Regions from separate parts of the Homo sapiens genome. Here region 2 is linked to region 1. A link is an interaction called in ENCODE POLR2A ChIA-PET data of the cell type or tissue named here. Cell type or tissue: HepG2. All regions are shown on one strand. Each heading gives the region's core, and the rest is flanking DNA. Links, peaks and the distances in the headings are about the cores only.

The links. ChIA-PET counts read pairs that join two places held together with the same protein. Peaks named below come from ENCODE experiments on the same cell type or tissue, not always from the same donor. Only the 100,000 strongest peaks of a DNase experiment are listed, where the experiment ranks them.
Region 2: POLR2A ChIA-PET joins it to region 1 with 5 read pairs; 1 of 35 experiments calls an interaction of 5 or more read pairs at or near these places.

The regions. Positions count from the first base shown.
Region 1 is chr2:223,927,722-223,934,756 of GRCh38, forward strand. The region is part of intron 1 of WDFY1 (WD repeat and FYVE domain containing 1); the gene reads right to left. Among named protein-coding and RNA genes, the nearest start is that of WDFY1, 14 kb to the right of the region's middle. In HepG2, for the core only: no CTCF peak of the experiment used is centred there; DNase peaks (open chromatin) are centred at 2,090, 2,440 and 2,980; H3K4me3 peaks cover 2,258 bases.
Region 2 is chr2:224,005,555-224,012,589 of GRCh38, forward strand. All of the region lies in intron 1 of SERPINE2 (serpin family E member 2), which reads right to left. LOC124907990 (a long non-coding RNA gene) reads left to right here and starts at 3,323. Exons shown (of 2, transcript XR_007088102.1): 1 at 3,323-3,603. RefSeq lists enhancers at 3,744-4,943, 3,868-4,443. In HepG2, for the core only: no CTCF peak of the experiment used is centred there; a DNase peak (open chromatin) is centred at 3,357.

The DNA of each region.
Region 1 (7,035 bases), core at 728-5,727:
TTTGGTGCAAAAGGCCTAGCTTTCGGCCTGTCTCAGCTTTTGATGTGCCTTCCTCACTAAGCTTAATCATTTCTAACGTTTGATTTAAAGTTAGAGATATGTGACTCTTCCTTTCACTTGAACACTCAGAGGCTATTGTAGGGTTATTCACTGGCCTAATTTCAATATTGTTGTGTCTCAGGGAATAAGGAGGCCTGGGGGGAAAGGGGGAAAGGAGGGAGGCAGGGAAAGAGGGAGGGAGAGAGAGAGAGACAGACAGACATAGGGTAACAGCCCGTTGATGGAGTATTCAGATCACACACACTATCATTTAAGTTTGCCATCTTATGTGGGCACAGTTTGTGGCTCCCCAAAACAATTACAATAGTAATATCAAAGATCACTGAACACAGACCACCACAACAGATATAATAATAAAGTTTGGAATATTGCAAGAATTACCAAAATGTGACACAGAGACACAAAGTGAGCACAATGTATTGGAAAAATGGCACAGATAGACTTGCCTGGTGCATGGTTGCCATAAACCTTCAATGTGTACAAAATGCAGTATCTGAGAAGCACAATAAAACAAGGTATGCTTGTATCAAATCATATAACTAAATTATGCAACCACACTACATCAGGCTGGGCAGGGCAGGTAGGGAGGCTGATAAAGGACAGGAGAAGGGGAGGAGAAGAGAACCCACCTCCAAGGCAGACAATGTCCTGGGCTCCTTGTGAGAACCCCAGAGAAAAGATACGGAGGCTGAGTTCTGGCAGAACAGCAGGATACCTGCTGACCGACCTCCCCAGTGAGCCACAATTAAACATTTTGCGCAATGAGCCTTGAGGCACTTAGGGACTTATTTTATGTGGTTTTCAAGAGTGGCTACCTAAAATTCTACATGTTAAAATGTTCCACTCCCTAAGAGTCTATCCTTTAAATTGCTGTCCCCACCAAAAGCAAAAACAGAAGTCATTGGAATCCGAAGCAATTTCAAATATAGTGGCACAACTTTCCTTTTTTCCATAAGGCAGATGCCAGAGGCTTCAGTTGTCCATCGCTGAGTACACTCACCCTGGCCTATGCTGGCCTTCAAATGAACTTGTGCCTTGGGTCAGGCTTGGGATTCTGGAGCACCATCTGCCCCCAGTGAGTCTATTAGTGGATTCAACGTGTCTGCAGATGTTATTGCAGGGGGGGTGAGAGAGCCCCAGGACCAAAAAGGAGACATGGACCTGGACACCAGACTAGAGGTGCCTGGGTAGCCAGGGGCCTTGATAGCATCGTTCCCAAAGGAGCAGTGAGCAGAAGGCAGAGCCAGCAGAGCTGGCCAAGACATCAGATGCAGAAGGACAGTGAAGGAGAAGATGCTCCCAAAAGGCACCTAGCTCTTGGGCCTGAAAGTTATAAGGCAATAAACTGTGCCTCTCCATCAGCATGTGTCCCTGTCTAACTTCTTTTTTTTTTTCTTTCTGTTTTTTGTTTTTTTTTTTTTTTGAGACAGAGTTTTGCTCTTTATGCCCAGGCTGGAGTGTGATGGTGAGATCTCTTCTCACTGCAACCTCCGCCTCCCGGGTTCAAGCGATTCTCCTGCCTCAGCCCCGCTAGTAGCTGGGATTACAGGCACCCACCACCATGCCCAGCTAATTTTTGTATTTTTAGTAGAGATGGGGTTTCACCATGTTGGTCAGGCTGGTCTTGAACTCCTGACCTCAGGTGATCTGCCCACCTCGATCTCCCAAAGTGCTGGGATTACAGGCATGAGCCACCGTGCCCAGCCTCCTGCTTAACTTCCTGCAAGCTCACAACACTGAACTGTTGTGGCACACACAAGAATGTTCCTGCATTCTAGACACACATCAAGATTCGTGAAAAGCAACTCTGTGATTTCCCACCTCCCTGCACCTCCCTGAACTTCCCTCTACCACCTTCTCTAAAAAAAATTTAAAAAAATAAAGATTCATGAAAAGCTTGTGGTCTGTTGAGAACGAGGTGCCACATCCTGATGGCAGGGATGACAGGCGCTTCTGCCTTCATTTTACACTTAAGGAAGCAGAAGCAAGGAGAGATACGATCTGAAAATCACACAAACCAACAGCAGCACTGCATCAGACTGACTTCATTTAGTTGTTTGACCAACTTTCTCTCTTATCAAGATGGTGAAAGTTCATCTTTAAAACATTATCAAAGTAAACAATTCAAAGCAAAGCAGCCTTATGTGGTAAGTAAGTAAAACTTTTTTAAAGGCTTTTTAGAAATCCACACTTTATCCTCCAAAGCAGTAATTCCTAAACAATAAGGAAACAAGAAGCAGTAAATTACTTTTTCCCCCCAAATAAATCAGAGTATGGAAAAGTTCAGGTCTAACTTCAAAGCTCACTTGGTTCAAAGAAATACTGACCTCTGTGCTAAATACGAGTGGTGATTCCAACAAAGTCTCTCACTACCTCCAGCTCTAGATTTAGCCCAATCTAGCTACAGCGTGCGATATTGTATGTAAGTGCCTGTGGTGAAACAATTTAAAAAACAATGTGCTCAATTCTTTACTCCTCCCTGCATCCACGCTCCTTACAATCAGCCATTTTGCAGCTCTTTCCATCAAGAGATGGAATATATTTCTCTGAGCCTTGTTTTTGTTTTGAGACGGAGTCCGGTTCTGTCACCCAGGCTGGAGTGCAATGGCTTGATCTCGGCTCACTGCAACCTCCGCCTACCGGGTTCAGGCGATTCTCTTGCCTCAGCCTCCTGAGTAGCTGGGATTACAGGCATGCGCCACCACGCCAGGCTAAGTTTGTGTATTTTTAGTAGAGACGGGGTTTCACCATGTTGACCATACTGGTCTCGAATTCCTGACCTCACGTGATCCGCCCTCCTTGGCCTCCCAGGCATGAACTGCCGTGCCTTGCCTATTTCTCTGAGCCTTGAATATGGGTTGGCTAGTGACGCTATGTTTAAAAAAATGTGGCTGAATGGGGTGCTAGTACTGGGTCCTGAGGCCTGGTTTGCTCTCACTCTGTGTCTTGGAAGACTGCCACGTCACATGAACCACAGGGGCCAGCCTACCAGAGGACAAATGACGACATGGGAGAGAGCTCAACTGTCCTAGCTGAAGCCATCCTCGGCCCGCCTGTAGCAAGCTCACTCCCAGGCATGAGAAAGAGTCCAGCTAAGCTCAGCAGAGCTGGCCCACGGCTGGCCACAAGCATGAGTGAGCCTGGCTGAGGCCAGAAGCACTGCCTAGGTGACCTGTAGGCTCATGAACAATGACAAATCCCTGCTGTTTTAAGCCACTGAGTTTTGAGGTAGTTTGTTATGTAGCACGAGCTAACTGACACCATGCTTTCTGTTCCAAATAAATAATATACCTTTAAGAACCATAGGAATCTGAGGTTAAAATTAAAAATAAAAAGCATTTGGCATTTATTGAATGCCAAGGATTTTAAAGTAGATAGTACGAATAACTCCATTTCAACTCTTAATTGAAATACAGGATTCCCATTTTGCAAAAGTGCTAATTTGAATCCTTAAAAATGGAAGCAGTCACTGAAGTACAAAATAAAGTTATTACTCTTAAATATCATATAGTAATGTTTGTTATCCTGTCTACCAAGGATAAAACTTCTGTATGCTTTACCTTCCTATAGTAGATATATGAAAAGTGGAGTTATAACCACAGTTATGATTAAGAATAAAGTGTTTATTCCAGGGAGATTAATCTTTGATCTGCTGAAAGATATGCCTGATGATCATAATAAGTAGAAGGATTCCTTTTTATTTCTACTGTTAAACTCTATCAAAGAGCCAATTAAAAATAAGGTTAAAATACACTTAAGGGAATCACTAAGTCTTGAAAGCCTCATCTATTTAAGCCACAATACAGTAGGAGCAAAGATAGATTCAAGGTACAATTTTTTCCTCTGAAAAGCACTGGCTCACAAACCAGGAGGCATCTTGCAGGAGTCATTAATATTTTTCTTTCTTTTTTTTTTTTTTTTTTGAGACAGAGTCTTGCTCTGTTGCACAGGTTGGAGGCAGTGGCGTGATCTCAGCTCACTGCAGCCTCTGCCTCCCGGGTTCAAGCAATTCTCTTGCCTCAGCTTCCCAAGTAGCTGGGACTACAGGCATGCACTACCACACCCAGCTAATTTTTGTATTTTTAGTACAGACAGGGTTTCGCCATGTTGGCCAGGCTGGTCTTGAACTCCTGGCCTCAAGTGGTCCACCTACCTCGGCCTCCCAAAGTGCTGGGATTACAGGCGTGAGCCACTGCACCTGGCCTAATTGGTCTAATTTTTTTTTTTTCCCCATACCAGAAAGGGCACTGGAAATATTTTTAAACCTGTAATTCCATAAGGGTATACATTTGGGTTCAATACATATTTTCTAGTATGTATTACCAGTATGAGTACCTTTTTTTTTTTTTTTTTTTTTTTGAGACGAAGTCTCGCTCTGTCACCCAGGCTGGAGTGCAGTGGTGCAATCTCGGCTCACTGCAAGCTCCACCTCCTGGGTTCACGCCATTCTCCTGCCTCAGCCTCCCGAGCAGCTGGGACTACAGGTGCCTGCCACCACGCCTGGCTAATTTTTTGTATTTTTAGTAGAGACAGGGTTTCACCGTGTTAGCCAGGATGGTCTCGATCTCCTGACATTGTGATTCGCCCACCTCGGCCTCCCAAAGTGCTGGGATTACAGGCATGAGCCATGGCGCCGGGTCGATTACCTTGAAATTGATGTCCAGACTTTAATAAGCAGACTCAACTAGCACATAATTATTTCTACAAAATCACACCAAGTTCTACCTGGCCTGAAACAGCAATATCTCTGAAACTGAATATCTTTTTTAAACTTTCTCAAAAACACACCCTAATCACTCCAAAAACAGCTAAATTAAAGCAATTTAACCATCCTTAAATTCTAAACTGATAAAAAGAGATCATTCAATTAATCATTTTAAAAGGGCATACTATATGTTACAAATTAAGTCCAAGGTCCTGATTTCTTTTAAACTCTGGGCAAACAGTAATTCTGAGAAAATCTGATTTTCTGGTCATTCTTAGGGATGCTGATACTATTTCAAATCTTGGTAAATCTGTGAACATTTCTGTCACCTATAGCAAAGGATATTTTTTCCTAGTCTGACAGTACCTCCAGGGGATACAGGAAAAAAAAAAAGTGTACTTCTGGCATGCTAGATGGTTTCTATAACATTAAGACGTTTGCCTGAAAGGGGGAACGAACAACATAGCTATCATTGCCATCTGTTTTTATCGAATAAATAGCAATTTCCTTCCAACGAGTCTCTGGAATTCTGCCCTGTTCATTCTTGCTGCAAAAAGAAGTCTTTCTCCTTTGGTAACAGGGAGAGAAAATGTTAGATTGTTATTGAATTTATTCTCTAAATTAAAAGGCAGAGAAACCAGCCTCATTTTGTAGAGGAGAATTAGATTGGCTGAGAAAAACAGAAATTTCCATCCCCTCCCACAGGACAGCTTCAAGGGTCTGTGACCAAGAATTAGACTGCTGATGTCACCACAGGCAGATTTTATCCAGGGAAGAAGCCACTGGGTGGCCCCAGCATTTGCACCCCCTTTAAACAAATATCACCCTTCCAGAAGCCAGATTGGCTGAAAACCTGCAGATTTTTTTTTTTTTTTTTTACTCCAAACCATTCTTGCTGTAATCTTTTCACTGTTAGCATAAAAATAATTTTTTGTGATCCTTGTGCCATCAAGAAGCCTAGAAACCACTCTAATCACTGAAGAGCAGGAATAATCTAGACAGGCTGGAGTCCATGGAGGATCTAGGCAACACTTTCTTACATTACAAAGTCTGGCCAGGCACAGTGGCTCAGACCTGTAATCCCAGTACTCTGGGAGGCTGAGGTGGGAGGATCACTTGAGCCTAGGGGCTTGAGACCAGCCTGGCAACATACCAATACCCTGTCTCTACAAAAAATAAAAATAAATTAGCTGGGCATGGTGGCACACGTCTGTTATCCCAGCTACTTGGCAGACTGAGGCTGGAGGATCACTTGAGCCCACGAGTTCAAGACCAGCCTGGGCAACATAGTGAGACCCCCCCCCATCTCTACAAAAAAAAATCAAAAATTAGCAAGGAGTGGTGGTACATGTCTGTGGTCTCAAACTCAGGAGGCTGAGGTGGAAGGATCGTTTGAGCCCAGGAGGTGGAGGCTACAGTGAGCTCTGATTGTGCCACTGCACACCAGCCTGGGAGACAGAGTGAGACCCTGCCTCAAAAAAAAAAAAAAAAAAAAGTCTCGAACCCTATCCATGGCCTAGAAGTCTTAAAACACAAATTAAAGGAATCACAAAGAAGCACAGTTTCTAATAAGGAATAGCAGCCTTTTTCTTTTCTTTTTTTTTTTTTTTTTTTTTTTGAGAAAGAGAATCTCACTCTGTCACCCAGGCTGGAGTAAAGTGGCACAATCTCAGCTCACTGCAACCTCCGCTTCCCAAGTTCAAGCAATTCTCCTGCCTTAGCCTACCGAGTAGCTGGGACTACAGGCGCACAACACCTCACCCAGCTAATTTTTGTATTTTTAGTAGAGATGGGGTGTCTCACCACATTGGCCAGGCTGGTGTCAAACTCCTGACCTTAAGTGATTCACCCACCTCGGCCCCGCAAAGTGCTGGGATTACAGGCGTGAGCCACCACACCCAGACAGTGGCCTATTTTTAGATTACGTTCCATGCTTCTTTTTCCCTAACAGATTTGTTGACTGATTCAATCAAACTAACACTTGAGACATTACTATAAGCTTTACACTGTTTTTCATGTTAGAAAAATTTTATTTTATTTTTTTAATTTTTGAGACAGAGTCTCACTCTTGTCACCCAAGCTGGAGTGCAATGGTACTATCTCAGCCCAGTGCAACCTCCACCTCCCGGGTTCAAGTGATTCTCCTGCCTCGACCTCCCCAGTAGCTGGGATTACAGGCATCTGCCACCATGCCTGGCTAATCTTTGTATTTTTAGTAGAGATGGGGTTTCACCATGTTGGCCAGGCTGGTCTCCAACTCCTGACCTCAG
Region 2 (7,035 bases), core at 886-5,885, 78 kb after region 1:
TTTAGGCCTGCATAATTCCTAACAATGAAACACACTCATGTCCAAATAGACAATCGTTTACATGAAGTAACTTGGAGTTCTCAAGCTTTGAAATGCTTGATCTCTGGAACAAGCAGATGCCATAATGGGAAGTACATAGAAACCTCCTGTTTATTTTCCTTTTTAAGAGAAATTACACTTTAAACTTTCAAATCAGAGAGAAATAAGAGTGCTGCCCAAATGTACTGCATAGCAACAAGATGGAAGATTATCATTTGCTTGAATATTGTTTCACAACAGTAAAAATAGGTCTCTAGGCCATCATTGGAGGGAAGATCATAAGCCCATCAGTAGAGCCATCGCCACAGGCATATCCTTCCAAATGCCAGGTATCTCCTTCCCTATGTTCTTCTAGTTTCTCTTACTTCAAACCTTTCTCCTTTCCAATACGGGGAATGTTTATGAAATAGCTGGGTACTGCTTTGAGTTTTAACCATGATTTAACGTAGTAAATAATGGGATGGTAGTTTTGCAAATGCCAGACTCAAAATATAACCCTAACATTTATAAATAGACTGCTTGCCAATAGCAGACATTAGAGGAACCCACTCTCTATAGACCCAATGGCGTCAACCATCTCTTCTACACAGGTGATGCTCAAATATGCAGCTCAAATCCTCAAACTCTCTGCTGAATTGCAGTGCTATACTTTCAACAGTTTGCTACCTGTTTTCACTTGATCGTTCAGAAAAATTATCCACTGGTGGGGAGGGGTACTAGTCTCCAAAAATCTACCAACTCTTCTCTTTTTCAAGAATCATAGTTTCTGTTGAAAGAGCTTGCTTACCCAAGCCCGAGCCTCTGCTTCTCTCCCTTAGCCTCCACCTAGCAACAGTGACACTTCTACCCAACTCCTTCCACGGTGTGTGTGATGTTTTTCCTGATTGTTAAAGATGAGGTTCTTTATTCTCTTCTTTGAATTCCTATAGCATTTCCTATTTGCCTGTCTCATTTTAGTTGTTTTCCAAGTATGTTTTCTTTCCTCGCAAGTAGACTGGAAGCTCACGGAAAGCAGGGACTGTAGACTCCTGGTGCCCACAGGGTCAGTTTAGGGCCTTACCATTCATTGGTAGACACAAAATCAGAGGTTGACCCGTGGGACTAATCCAGCAAGTGTTTGATGTGCAATACAGAGTATTCTAAAAATATTTTTAGCAACTAAAAGTCAAAAAATGTCACAAGTCTAGATTAGGGTTATTCTCAGGAAAAATGAAAAAGAGTGGACGTTCTAGTACTACTGGACCCTCACCCCCATGGCAAATGTTCTGCACAGACGCCACCCCTTATGGGCTGGGCACCCACTTTCCAGCGTGCCTCGCTCCCGCTGCTCCCTGCTGCCTCACACCCTGCCATGGCCGCCACTGCCATCACCTCTCCAGGCTGTGTGAGCACCTGTGACGAGACCCCTTAGCCTGGAACCAGTGCTGAACAACTGAACAGTGGCAACTAGGATAGCCAGACACAAAACATGAAGCTCATTTTCTACCTAATAAATTCTTTTTATGAAATAAAAGTTTACATATAGTGCATGAACAAATGATAAATAATATGACACTAGTCTGCTCTATGTAGCATAATAAGTAAGTTGTAGGCAGACAGCTTGGTGGGAAAAACCACTGGAAAGACTCTTCTGGGTCCATTCATAGCTGGATGGTGCACACCTATTTTGGGAGGACACAGAAGCGTCTAATGAAGGAAAAGTTCTCCATGCTCTCTCATTCTCTATAAAAGGTTTAAAGTGATCATGTTTTATAAAACATACATATATTTTTAAAAACATTATATCATGGGAAATATCAAACATATGCAAATATTTAATACTCCCCCCCATACTCAACATCCAGAAAAAACAATTATTAACTCACGGCTTGGTTTATTTCTACTCAAATCAAAGATGATTTTGGAGTTAACTGCAGACATCATATAATATCATTCAAAATAATTTCAACATATAGACTCAGCCTAAGGATTTAAAATAGATATCCATGACATCATTATCACACCGCAAAATAACTCCTTAACATGTCAAATATCTAGTCCATGTTCGCATTTTTTATAGTATATTTGAATTACGATCTAAGTAAGCTCCATACATTGCAACTGGTTACACCTCTTGCCTTTGTTTTTTTGGTTGTTTGTTTGTTTCATCTTCCACTAGTTGCTTCATTTTTAACCTTGGAATTTTTTCTGTTGAAAAAAACAGGTTATTTGCCCTGTAGAGTTTCCCCAGGGTAGATTTTGCTAACTGCATTAATGTCATGCTGTTCAACAAGTTTCTCTGTCTTCTGTCCTTCCTGTAAACTGTTAGAGCTAGAGCAGGGGTCTGCAAGCTACGGCCCATGGGCCAGATCTGGCCACGCTTTTTTCTTTGTTTATGGCTGCATCTGTGCTATGATAGGGAGCTGAGCAGAGGTGCCCGGCTGCAAGAGAGACGGTATAGCCTGCAAAGCCAAAAACAGTTATTATGTGGCCCTCTACGTGAAAAGCCTGCTGACCCCAGCTGTAGGGACTGATCAGATTCAAGTCAATTTTCTCTTTTTGTAAGAATATTTTGTAGAGGTGCCGTAGAGGGTGGTGAAATCAGTAGACGGTAGCTGACTGTCTCTTTTTGTGGTGTTAGCAAGCTACTTATGATGACCGCCTAAGTGCACTGTTTTATTAAGAGTTACCAAATGTGGGTGCTGTTATAATTCTAACTTTCCTCCCTCACTTATTAATTAGAATATTTATATAAAAAGAAGTTTTCCATAATCAACTACTTGGTTGCCCTGAGGTTTATTTTGTGTTACAAGGGCAGGACAAATTCTTCATTCATTTCCCATATCCAACAGTTTTCAAAATAATTCAAAATAGGTTGATTGACCAGAGGGTTCTATTTTCTGTATCACTATAAACTCGTGTTTTTCAACATACTTTAAGGGTCTCGATCCACTGCAAATTTATTCTTATTGGTGCTCAAAATGAGCCTCTTCACACTCGTTCTTAAACCTTCTGATACAACCCTACAGTCTTGTTAGCCTCCTTGCTTTCCGGTTTGACTAGATGTTTAGGCTCATTTTATACATCTTCTGTTCCAGATGGAATCAGCCACTTCTCCAGGGAGCTCTGGTTCCTTTTAGTGAGAAACAGTAGCACTGAGCACCCTTATCTAATAAACCCTAAATGTTTTAAACTGTGGAAATGCTGAGCAACAGTGATAAGGAAAATCCAAAGTCCATTTACACCACTCTCTGGAATATATCCAAATACTGAAATTCAAATTATGAGAGCCAGACTGGTGACTGTTTCACACCGATGGCTCAAACATCACTGGAAAATCAAATTATGAAAGACCAGCTGCTGACACTGAACGGGTTTGCCTCCCATGGCCATCTAGACCGAGGGAGGCTCGCTGGATGATGACAAGATAAAGGAGTCTGCTGGGCATTAAAAGCTGGGCTGGGAGAATCAAAGTGGATTGCCCTCGTGTGACAGCAGCGAGCCTCCTGAATCAAGCCCAGCCTAAAAATGGAATCCTAACAGTGCAGATGCCAGCGACAAACAACCGACACACAGCACGGCAAGGTGAGTCCCCGGATTTATCTCAGCCTCTCCCCTCCCCGCCCCTCAGTGAAAGCTGACACCTTCTCAGGCACTGGGAAAGTCTCGCCATCCTTCTAGTCTCTGTGTTGCTAGGATCCTGGTTCTTGGAACCTAAGGCCCCTTATTAATCTACAGGGGCTACAGCAGGTAGAGAAAAACAGCAGGTATGTTTTGTCCGAATCATGACATCTCTCAACAGCTTTTCCTGCCAGGGCTTCCCAAAGAAATAAATGTACAGGCCGGGCACGGTGGCTCAAGCCCGTAACCCCAGCACTTTGGAAGGCCGAGGTGGGCAGAGTGCTTGAGGCCAGGAGTTCGAAACCAGCCTGGCCAACATGGCTTAACCCTGTCTCTATTAGAAATACAAAAATCAGCTGGGTGTGGTAGCACATGCCTATAATCCCAGCTACTCCAGAGGCTGAGGTGTGGGAATCGCTTGAACCCAGGAGGTGGAGGCTGCAGTGAGCCGAGATTGTGCTACTGCACTCCAGCCCAGGTGACAGAGTGAGACTCTGTCTCAAAAAAAAAACAACAACAAAACAAATGTACAGGCAAGGTTTGTGGCTGCCAAACTGAGACTTCTGAATGGCCTTAAGTAAAATCGTGCTGTCCAGCATTCAGACCAAACATTTCTCATCAGTACTTTGCCAACACTCAACGGTGTTTGGCAAGAGGCATTCTAGAAACTCTTCAGGAGGTGAGCCATGGAGATTAAGGCTGTCTCTGTAAGATGACAGTAATTGTTAATGTACAAGTAATCGGGGTTAAGCCTCACATATGGTCTCTGTCTCTCAAATCTGTATAAGCATTACTGAAATAATGTCCACCAAGACCTGTATTCATTTTCCAAACATCTACCACATTTTCTTATGATACCAAATCAGGTGAACAAGCAAACTAAAGTACATCTTGGTTATCCTTGGGAAGTGTACTAAGTACTAGCAAAATGACTCAGCATCTTTAAAATTTAGAGAACAAACAGGAAATGCCAACTTATCAAGGGGACAGCAGCTTGGTAGTTTTAAAATGTGTTTTTCAGGTTAGTGGAGAAAGACTTAGAGACATCTGAATTTTTTCTTAAATTTTTGTCTGCCTTCAAAGTGTATGCTCATTCTATGACACTAATTAATTTGGCCAAAAAGGAACCTAAAAATGTTTAGGAAATACCTTTTCAGCCGCTGAAAAGTATGGCAGCAACATCCAAATGGTCCCTTCAATGAAAAGACACATATTTTATTATAAAGTACACTCTGACATCAAGTGCCTTTTATCCATATATTATCCATTCTGAAATCTCTTTGGGTTGATGGGAAAAGGCTAGGGGGAAGGAGGGGATTAGAGCTTTGTTAGCAGTCTGTCTTTTAAAATTCAAGATTACAGGATATTCATTCTATTTTCCTCTAAGTTTCCGGGAAAATTCACCTAAAGTTCAAATTCCAATCCTACTACCCATTAACCAAGAGATCCAAGGCAAGTCACAATCTTCATCCGTCTTAGCTTTGTCCTCTGCCATATTAGAAATCATATCTCAAGGGTGGCCATGGAAATTCAATAGGTGCAAACTGAAAGACATAGTAACCAGCCTAATACCTGGCTCAGAGCAAGTGTTCAGTAAATGCTGGCTCTCTTCTTCTGGTCCTCTTCAATGCTCAAGACCTGAAATACTCTGATTTGTATTTCAGCAACCATTTAGAAAGTCTCAAGGATCAAGCTAAGAAAACAGTCAAACACTGCTACCTTGATAAAGCCTTGTCTGTATCTTTATAACTTCCTTAGACTATTTAAGACTCAGAAATAAATTAAGACAATGCTGGTGCGTTTTGCCGTCTCTGTAAGAGAACTGAGGGGTCCATTACTGTGGGAATGGAGGGGGAGGGGTGAGTATGTCCCAGAAAACCTTTAATAGTGCTGAGATATGTTTTTCGGTCTGCTGACTCAGATCATTAAATCTGGTTTACCTATGTATCAAGTCCTATAGACTTTTCTTTTTGATATGTCTTTAAGACGTAATGGTCCAAATGGCTGATTTCCTAATCCAGCAACCAAGAGGTGACCCAAGACATTATAGTGACATTGACCAATGGTTCTCAATCTTTAAAAACAAGGAAGTACCTTTTTAATTTCTCTCTTCAGCAAGAGACATGGAAGTACCTTTTTTAGACATAAAAAATATTACACATAGTTCATGACCATGTTTTTAGTATTGGTAAAAATACATAAAATACAACCATGAATTCTTAAACATGTCAATAAAATCCAAATTCTTTTTATCAGTACCTAGATACATTTTAAGAAATCATATTTTGAGATATTATTTATCAATCTATAATCAAAACTGGGCCATGAACATGATTTCTCTGATCCTTTAGAATAACCCTGATATGCCTATGGGCCTCCAATTCAGAGACGAGAAACTAACACTCTCTGGATTCTTGCCAATTAAAAAATGAGTGTCAAGTGTTAGAAATGTAAATTGATTTTTTAAAAATCTTTTTTAAAGGCAATCCCTAGTACGCATAAATAATCTTAATAATGTATCTATCTATTGGAACAGTAATACCCCTTCTATCAATCAATCCTAATGTGATAATAAAAAAGATTCAGGTCCAAAAATGTTTACTATTATTTTCAGTAGCAAAAGTATTGCAATATTCTCTGCAATAAATAATTGCAATAGCAATTATAATTGCAAATTAAATCTCCAATGGAGGGGACACTGTGGGTGACCTTTTACCAGCTTTGTGCACTTATCTCCTAGTTTTTATCTGCTTTGTTGCTAATGGTTTATACCTGTTACCTCGGTCAATTACTAGTGGGAGTTGAAGGCCACTTTCTTGGTTGGCCCTAAGTGGTTGAGAGTTCACAAACACCACTCCCTCCCTGAGGACTAACAGCCATTGACTACTGGTCTGCTTGTTAACTGACTCTCCAGAGCTCCCCATGAGCTCTGAGTGTGGGACTTCACCTGGTATTTCTTGCTTGGTTTCTTCCCTTTCTAATTCCCACTTCTCCCCTTCCCTTACTATTTCAACTGGGAGCACTTCCTAATGAATCACTTGCACTTTATGCTTGGCTCAGGGATTGCTTCTGGGAGAACATAACCTAAAATGTCCAACAATAAGGAACAGTTAATGACATCCATCCAACACAATATCCTTTGGCTGTTAAGAACCTATCTCTGAAGAAAACTTAAAGACATGGTAATACATTCTGGATATATCTTAACTGGAAAAAAGTATGGTATAATTAACTATGTAAAAATTATACACAGGCACAAATTAGCCAGGTGTGGTGGCGGGTGCTTGTAGTGCCAGCTACTTGGGAGGCTGAGGCAGGAGAATGGCGTGAACCCAGGAGGCAGAGCTTGCAGTGAGCCGAGATCCCACCACTGCACTCCAGTCTGGGCGACAGAGC